2 separate regions of the Homo sapiens genome follow, and region 1 is linked to region 2. A link is a contact called in ENCODE Hi-C or POLR2A ChIA-PET data. All regions are on one chromosome and are shown on one strand. The core of a region is the stretch at or near the end of the contact, and the rest is flanking DNA. Distances in the headings are between cores, read along the strand shown.

The links. A loop is a pair of places that touch in the nucleus more often than their neighbours do. ChIA-PET counts read pairs that join two places held with the same protein, here RNA polymerase II (POLR2A). Pooled maps may share reads with other maps.
Region 1: a map of PC-9 shows a loop between it and region 2 (5-fold over the local background). The contact joins two enhancer-like sites. A Hi-C loop is called at or near these places in 2 of 168 maps with a recorded cell type or tissue (Caco-2 and PC-9) and 2 of 50 pooled maps. POLR2A ChIA-PET finds 5 or more read pairs at or near these places in 7 of 52 experiments (A549, CD4-positive, alpha-beta T cell, H1 and 4 more).

The regions. Positions count from the first base shown.
Region 1 is chr1:164,681,244-164,685,324 of GRCh38, forward strand. The region is part of intron 2 of PBX1 (PBX homeobox 1); the gene reads left to right. Among named protein-coding and RNA genes, the nearest start is that of PBX1-AS1, 91 kb to the right of the region's middle. Within about 2 kb of position 2,253, at least 3 of the 41 ENCODE cell types and tissues checked have a DNase peak (open chromatin) inside an H3K27ac peak, as active enhancers do; they include PC-9, where a contact is called at or near this core.
Region 2 is chr1:164,600,867-164,604,448 of GRCh38, forward strand. The region is part of intron 2 of PBX1 (PBX homeobox 1); the gene reads left to right. Among named protein-coding and RNA genes, the nearest start is that of PBX1, 43 kb to the left of the region's middle. RefSeq lists enhancers at 1,349-2,114, 2,115-2,879. Within about 2 kb of position 1,310, at least 23 of the 41 ENCODE cell types and tissues checked have a DNase peak (open chromatin) inside an H3K27ac peak, as active enhancers do; they include PC-9, where a contact is called at or near this core.

The DNA.
Region 1 (4,081 bases), core at 1,003-3,502, 81 kb after region 2:
CTCAACCTAAGAACTAGATAAAAGAAAGCCGATTTTACTTTTTTCCTTTGTGCTCAGGTAATAGAAAATGAAATTTGTATGTATGTTTATAACATGTACATTTATACCTGTATATACATATTCATATGTATTTTTAATCATAGGGAATGAACACTAGAAAGTAAATGAAAAATGAGTTGAAAAACTAAGCATTTAAAATAAATCAATTGACTTTTGATATATTAAGATATTAATTTCAAGGTTAATTATAGCCTCCTCTTAGAGATACAACTGTTCAAAGATACATCATCACAGCTGATTGTCAGGCCTAGATGCCTGTGAGGAGAGAGACTCAGCTTCAGTAACCTGTTGAAGCCAGAACATAGAAAGTAAATGAAAACTCAATTGTAAAAACATTCATTAGTTTAAACCCTAGACACTGGGGCCTACTTTAGAGTGGAGCGTGGAAGAGGAGTGAGGACTGAAAAACTACCTATGAGGTACTATGCTTATTACCTGGTTGACAAAATAATTCATACACCCATCCCCCATGACATGTAATTTACCTGTATAACAAACCTACACATGCACCCCTGAACCTAAAACAAAAGTTAAAAAAAAATTAAACCCTTTTGTCCTCAATGTTTTGATATTTGGTCCCGGGAACTCAAATTTGCCTTTGTCTTAACTGGTAAAAATATTTACCCGGAAATGAAGAAACATTAAATACACTAATATGTAAAGACTTCAGAGGGAACGTTTAAGAATCCAAGCAATCAAAATAGCACCTTTAAGTATTTCTGTAGTGTATGCTGTAAGTACTCTATAAAAATGTATTAATATGTCTTGTTAAAATGCCATTTACATACAATGGTAACATAATTATAATTACACGTCTTTCTTACAGATTTATTAAAACAGATGTGATCTACCAATAATGTTTTACATCTGATGGAAAGAATTGGAATATAATAATCCTACTTTTCTTTAATGCATTACTAATTCAGACAGGCCCTTCTGGTTGTTCTGAATTGGAGAGAGAGCAGACACTTCAGTTGGATTTGGAATCATCCACTTTTTTTTGCAGGTATTTCGAAAAAAGCCTGGTTTTGGTACAGCTCTTCCAGAACCCACGGGAAGAACCTGTTCATCAGCTCATCCATCCGTCTGCTGAGTAAATGCTTATTGAGCATCTACTGAATGCCAGCACTGTTCTTTGTTCTTGGAATACATCAGTAAACAAAATAAGGAAAACAAAACCAAACCTCCTGACCTCAAGGAGCTTTTATTTTAGGAATGATGTCTTTTAGTCATTTAATAGTTGCTGTTTTTATTAACTCTTAACTGTACCCATAAACTGGATACTTTCAACTTAAAAAAAAAAAAGAGAAACTAATTATGTGCCCTAAGGATCACCAGGCCTTAGGTTCTACCTTTATTTTTCTTCTACTGTTAAATAGCAACCTCATTCCTCAGGCTGCTGATGGAATTGGTAACTGAGTAATCAGGCCACTGTGCTCGGGGACATAAAACCTGTGGCTGCTGCCATTGCAGAGTCCCGTCATGGATCAGAGTTCGTCCCTGGGAAACAACTTGTGCCGACGGAAGGAGTTCTTCCTTTGCTCCCCTCATACCTCCCTTCCTTGCAGATGGGATCCTTGCAAGGGCAGAGCAGCTCTTAGAGTTGTCAGGCCCTTTTCTTTCATTCTGCTTATTTTCCCATAGGCGAGTACTGCTCAGAACCCAGGCTGTGAGTTTTTTGATGTGGAAAGCTATTTACTAAGCATGTCTTGACGCAGAGGATGGAGGGAAAGAAAGCCTCCAAGAGAGTGGTGATTCTACAACCATCATCAAATTTTGGTTGAAAACTCAAAGCTGCTGATATGTATTAGTAAGCAGATAACAGTAACATCCTGTATTTGCATGGCCCTGTATCAGTCAATAGCATTCAGATTTGTGTGGTGGTGTATAGCTTTCCTTATTTCATATCAGGTGTTTTCATTTGATCCCAAGTGGTATGTCCTGAGACAGAAGAAATAGCCCCATTTTACAGAAGAAGAAACCCAAAATTGCAAGGAATTTGCCTAAGGTCATTAGAAAGTGTCTAAAATAAGACTTTGACCCGGACTCTCTGATTTCAAGCCCAGCGATTCTTCTAACAGGCCATATTCTTTCACTTTTATTATCTTGACTTACGCAACAAAGGAGATAAGCCAGGTACATGTCATTAATCTTCCTATGTATGACAACTGAGGCTCCAGGAGGTTAAGTGCCTTGCCTAAGATTACTTGGGTGGTGGTAGAACTGGTTTTCAAAACCAGATCATCTGAATGGAATCTAAGTCTTTCTTCTGTATCACCTTGTTAATGTGTCAGGAACTACCACCCCACCTTCCAAAACACATACACACTCTCACTTTTAATGCGGACCCATCTTAGAATAAACTAGTTAAGGACTGACTGCTGAACATGGTCCAGAAACTTACTGTCAAATTTTGCTTTTGAGATGTGCTTGTGTTGTGTGAAGTCTTTTTTTTTTTTTTTCAGTATTGATGAGGGATCACTTTAAGATTTATTGGATTTTGTTTGTTTTGTTTTGTTTTGTTTTGTTTTTGAGACAGGATTTCACTCTTATCACCCAGGCTGGAGTGGAGTGGCGTGATCATAGTTCACTTCAGCCTCTAACTCCTGGGCACCAGCAATCCTCCTGAGTAGCTGGGAATATAGGCATGTGCCAACACACCAGGCTAATTTTATGTATTTTTTAGATTTTCATAGAGATGAAGGGGTCTCAGTATGTTGCTCAGGCTGGTCTTGAACTCCTAGCCTCAAATGATCCTCCTGCATTGGCCTTCCCAAATACTGGGATTACAAGCATGAGCCACTGCGCCCAGCCTGTAATTATTCTAAAGATTTCTTTCCTGTTTATGTACAGAATATCTAACAGCTATGCTTACCTTTAAAGCAGCCTTATGAATATCCTTGTGAATTCCTTAAGCTCAAGGGTCTTGTTTGCATTTTGTAGGTATATCTGTAGATAGATCTTACCTATCTCTGGCAGGTAACATTATCATCATGTTTTCCCTGTTTCTGGACACTTTGTGAAAGCATTGTAGAAATAAAAGAAGTCTTTATTCTTTGACCTCTCTTATGCATTATGAATTCTGAAAAACTGAGGGAGATAAAAGGCAATCTATGCTTTACTGCTTTCCCTAAGTTTTGAGAAGCAGGCTTAAAAAAATGCTTTAAAAATTTTAGATGCCATAATACACTGAAAATAGGGATCTCAGGTATTTGAGGCAGACCAGGATTCTTCTTTGACCAGTCCTTTCACTGAAAAGACTGTATTTAGATATTTCTCTGAGTGTTCTAGATTCATAGACCCAAATGACCTCTCTGAGCATCAAGATACATGAAGAAGTTACTTCCTGAGGATAATAAATATGAAAAGAGAATTATCACCCTCTGCTTTCAGAAATCACTTAAAAAGGAAGGGAGTGCTTTTCCCATGAGGTTCCTGAGACAGAGTCCTTATGTCACCTTGTATTGGCAAAAAGATCTGGGGCACTGTGTTTGACGATAGCACTTCTTTGTTCCCCTCCCGATATATTTACAGAATATAATCCTATTTTGCTTGCACTCATTTCCATAATACTGAAAGTAAATAAACCTTATATAACGTTTTATGGTTAAGAACTACTTAGTCTTGTGTGTGGAACTTCAGCAAGAAGCAAAAGAAAATTCACTTATAGATATGTTACCTCACGTAATCCTCACCACAACCTTAGGAATTAGACATAAATTACAAGAACCAATTACTGATTGGGAAAGTAAGTCTCAGAGAGGTTAATGACTTCCTCAAGGACACAGGATGTTTCTTGATCTGACCAAGACGCGGGCCTCGTTTTCTGAATCCAGGGTTCTAGTCCTGTCTTTTAGGAGATGTCTAAGTCATACAAAAGCATCACTGGCAGATTCCACCAGTGTTTTATTCACACCTTGCAACAGCCTGCTTTTTGAAGGTTTCTTGCTGTCATGGCTATTCATTCCTATGAGGTGGAAATGGCTTTTTTGGTATCTCTTTGCATTATTACAGTTGTTGT
Region 2 (3,582 bases), core at 60-2,559:
GGCCAGAGGTTGTCATCTTCATACCTGAGGAATGGCTTGCATTTTATAAAAATTGGAGATTCTTCTGCTCTCAGAATAGCAGACACAGGGCTGGGCGCAGTGGCTCATGCCTGTAATCCCAGCACTTTGGGAGGCCGAGGCGGGCAGATCACCTGAGGTGTCAGGAGTTTGAGACCAGCCTAACCAGTGTGGTGAAACCCCGTCTCTACTAAAAATACAAAAATTAGCCGGGCGTGGCGGTGGGCGCCTGTAGTCCCAGCTACTCGGGAGGCTGAGAAAGAATTGCTTGAACCTGGGAGGCCGAGGTTGCAGTGAGCCGAGATTGTGCCATTGCACTCCAGCCTGGGCGACAGAGCAAGATTCTGTCTCAAAAAAAAAAAAAAAAAAAAAAAAAAAGCAGACACAGAGGTGAACTTAACCTGAGATTAACCAGATTCACAGTTCAATAGCAACCACCTTTAGAGTCCCTAAGCTAAGAAACTGCTATGATTTTGATGAAACAGAAAGGAGGAAGGTAACTCTAGTTCTTTCTGAGGCATCCGACACTCCTTTAGAAGGGTTTTCCCAGGAAGCCTCATTCACTTTCAGGTAAGCCCATTATGAAGGGATAAGGATTTTACCGTATTCCACTGGAATAGGGGAAAAAACCATCTCACTTTAACAGAAAGCATGCAAGTGCCCTTTTCTGGAGGAGGTGGGAATGAGGGAGTACACAGACTTTAGCTTAAACTGTGGCAGGAGGGTCTTAATTTTGGCAGAACAGGGCATGGTGTTGCATCTCACCTGTTCCACGCTTAGTACAAGCCCTTCTTCCCAGTCCCTGTCACCTGCCTCATTTTGAGCTTTCACTGTATTTTCCTGTTGTTCCAGGGAAGATGAAGTGCATTTAAATGCTGCAGTTGGATACTGTGAAGATGAGACCCCTTAGCCTGTGGGATTAACTTTCCATGGAGCCCATTCTGGAGAGACTTGAGAGAGCACCTTTAAAAGGAAGTTAGCTAAGATACTGCCCTCCGTTTCAGACAGAGGTTGGAACCAGATCCTGGCTGAGAGCAGAGACCAGCTTCCACTCAGCCATGCACCCTAGGAGTGGGGATTCAGCTCTGTGGCTCCAGGAAGGTTAATCTTCAATGTTAATCCGTTTAGATAAAGTTGTTAGTTAAAAGGTAATCTGTTTAGCCTCCCTTTCCCCATTCTCCTGCCAGAAAAGAGGGAGTTCAAGTCTTCTTTCCAGGACTCCTGTGTTTTGGCTGAGACTGATTCTTCACTGTGGCCTTGGGAGAAAAGCTGCCTAACCAGTTCTGGGCCCTGGCTAGTTACAACCATGTGTGAGTTGTTTACAGTACGCACAGGTATGGGCTGAAGGGAAACAAAGCTTAAGGGATGACTAGAAAGGCTTGCTGAAATTGCTATGGGAGGGCCCCACCCTCCAAGCCATCTCCCCTCACACCCCGCTCGGTTTCAGTTTCTGCAGCTTGGTTATGCGACATTCTCTTAATCCTTTTTTGAATCTGGTCTCTACTTAAGCACTCAAGAAAACTGCTCCACAAGGATTGTTTTAGTGGGGTTTTAATTTTTTAAAATGTTCTTGTTTATTTAAATTGCTTGAACAAGGGTTTAGCTGTATGGGAAGAGTTCCTGCCTTTAGCTATACATGTTTCCACCCACTTAGACATGCTGCTCACCCACAGACTCATACAGCCTCCACAGACACAAAGCTTCTGTGTATCCTACATGTACCTGCACCCCAATTCTGTCAACCTCCCCACAGCTCTTGACTGGCTGTTTATCTATTCCATTCCACTACCTTCCCACCCCAGCCCTCAAAGTCCCAAACAGATTGAAAAAAAAAAAAAAAATGGGAGGCAGCAAAATTGCTTACTTGCACGAAAGGGCTCTTGCCTTTGAGGGGAGCTCTCTAGGCACCTAATTTCTCTTAGATTTCTTTCTGCCCTCAAAGGTACTTGTGGAATGTTTGCCGTTAAACGGTTGTAAATTAAGGGCTGAGTGTATGAAGCGTTAATGAAGGCTGCCATTGGAACCAGTCCACGTCCCGTCCCGGCTGGCAGGTTTGCTGTCCAAGAAGTCTCTTGCTGGAGGCCTGAGTTCCTGAGTGTCGGGTTTCAGCTCTCCTTTCTTCTTTTTTCGTCTTTTCTTCTGCAGCTATTTTTTCCCCTACCTTCCTTATAATCCGTCCCTTCCCTTCCTTCTTCCATACCCACTCCACCCCTACCCCTTTGGCTTTTTCTGAAAGTAACCATGAGGAACAGAGTCAGAATGAGGCTAGGGAAGCAGCATTTTTTTTTTTCTTTTCCTGTAGAAAGCAGGGCCAAAAGGGTGCATTTTATTTTTTTCTGCTTTTCCTTTTATCTCTTTGTGTTTGCTTCATTTCTTTCTCTTTAAGTCAAGGTTGAAATTGATGTTTGCAAAAGACAGGAATTTTGAATAACTGCCTGAGTTAAACAGAATATGGAGAAACTTTGACTCTGTCCCATGTATTAAAAATTAAAATTAGGGCAAAATAATGCGGATTTGTCCTGGAGGACCTGGCCAGATGTAGCTAGAGGACTTTCACAGTGCTGGTATAATTATACCTGGATATGGGATAATCTTCACTTTAAGCAACTCCATTATGTGAAAATACAGATCCACAGATACATATACAAATAAACACTTCCAAAAGAAATCCTTGTATAATTCAATGTAATATGTGTTTTTAAGCTACAATATGTAAGCCATCAAAGTACTGCATTATTTTTAGATAACAGACTTTTCAGTTTGTTTAAGGTGTGATTACCTTTACCAAACATCATTTCTACTCAAATAGAATGCTTACAATAAACTGTATGGAGGATACCTACATAAGTCATGTCCTGAGTTTATACTATTTCCTAGAGACATCTCTTTTATACATTTCAAGTTTTAAGTTTAGTCTGATGTTTTATACTTTTCAGTTTAGTACCTGAATTGTATCTATCTATGAAATAATAACAGATAATAATTTTAAGCAGATACTGTTTGCTAGACATTAATGCAAGACACTCTGTACATTATGTCATTTCATTTTTTTTTTTTTTTTTTTTTTTTTTTTTTTTTAGAGATGAGTCTCTGTCACCCAGGCTGGAGTGCAGTGGCACGATCACGGCTCACTGCAGCCTCTGCCTCCCAGGTTCAAGCAGTTCTCCTGCCTCAGCCTCCCAGGTAGCTGGGACTATAGGTGTGTGCCACCACATCCAGCTAATCTTTTGTATTTTAGTAGAAATGAGGTTTCACTATGTTGTTCAGGCTAGTCTCGAACTTCTGAGCTCAGGCAATCCGCCTGCCTCAGCTTCCCAAAGTGCTATGATTACAGGCGTGAGCCACTGCGTCCGGCCTATCATTTAATTCTATTGCCACTTCCATTTTAGAAATGAAGTGACAAAGCCTCACAGAGGATATGTAAGTTGTTCTTGACCACACTATGTTTGGTTGCTTGCCTTTGTATCCACCTGTGTTTCATCATTATTGCACAGTGTTCCCATTACTCTAAGGGTTACAATCTGAGGTCCCTTCCACCCTGACATTCATTCATTTGTGCATTCA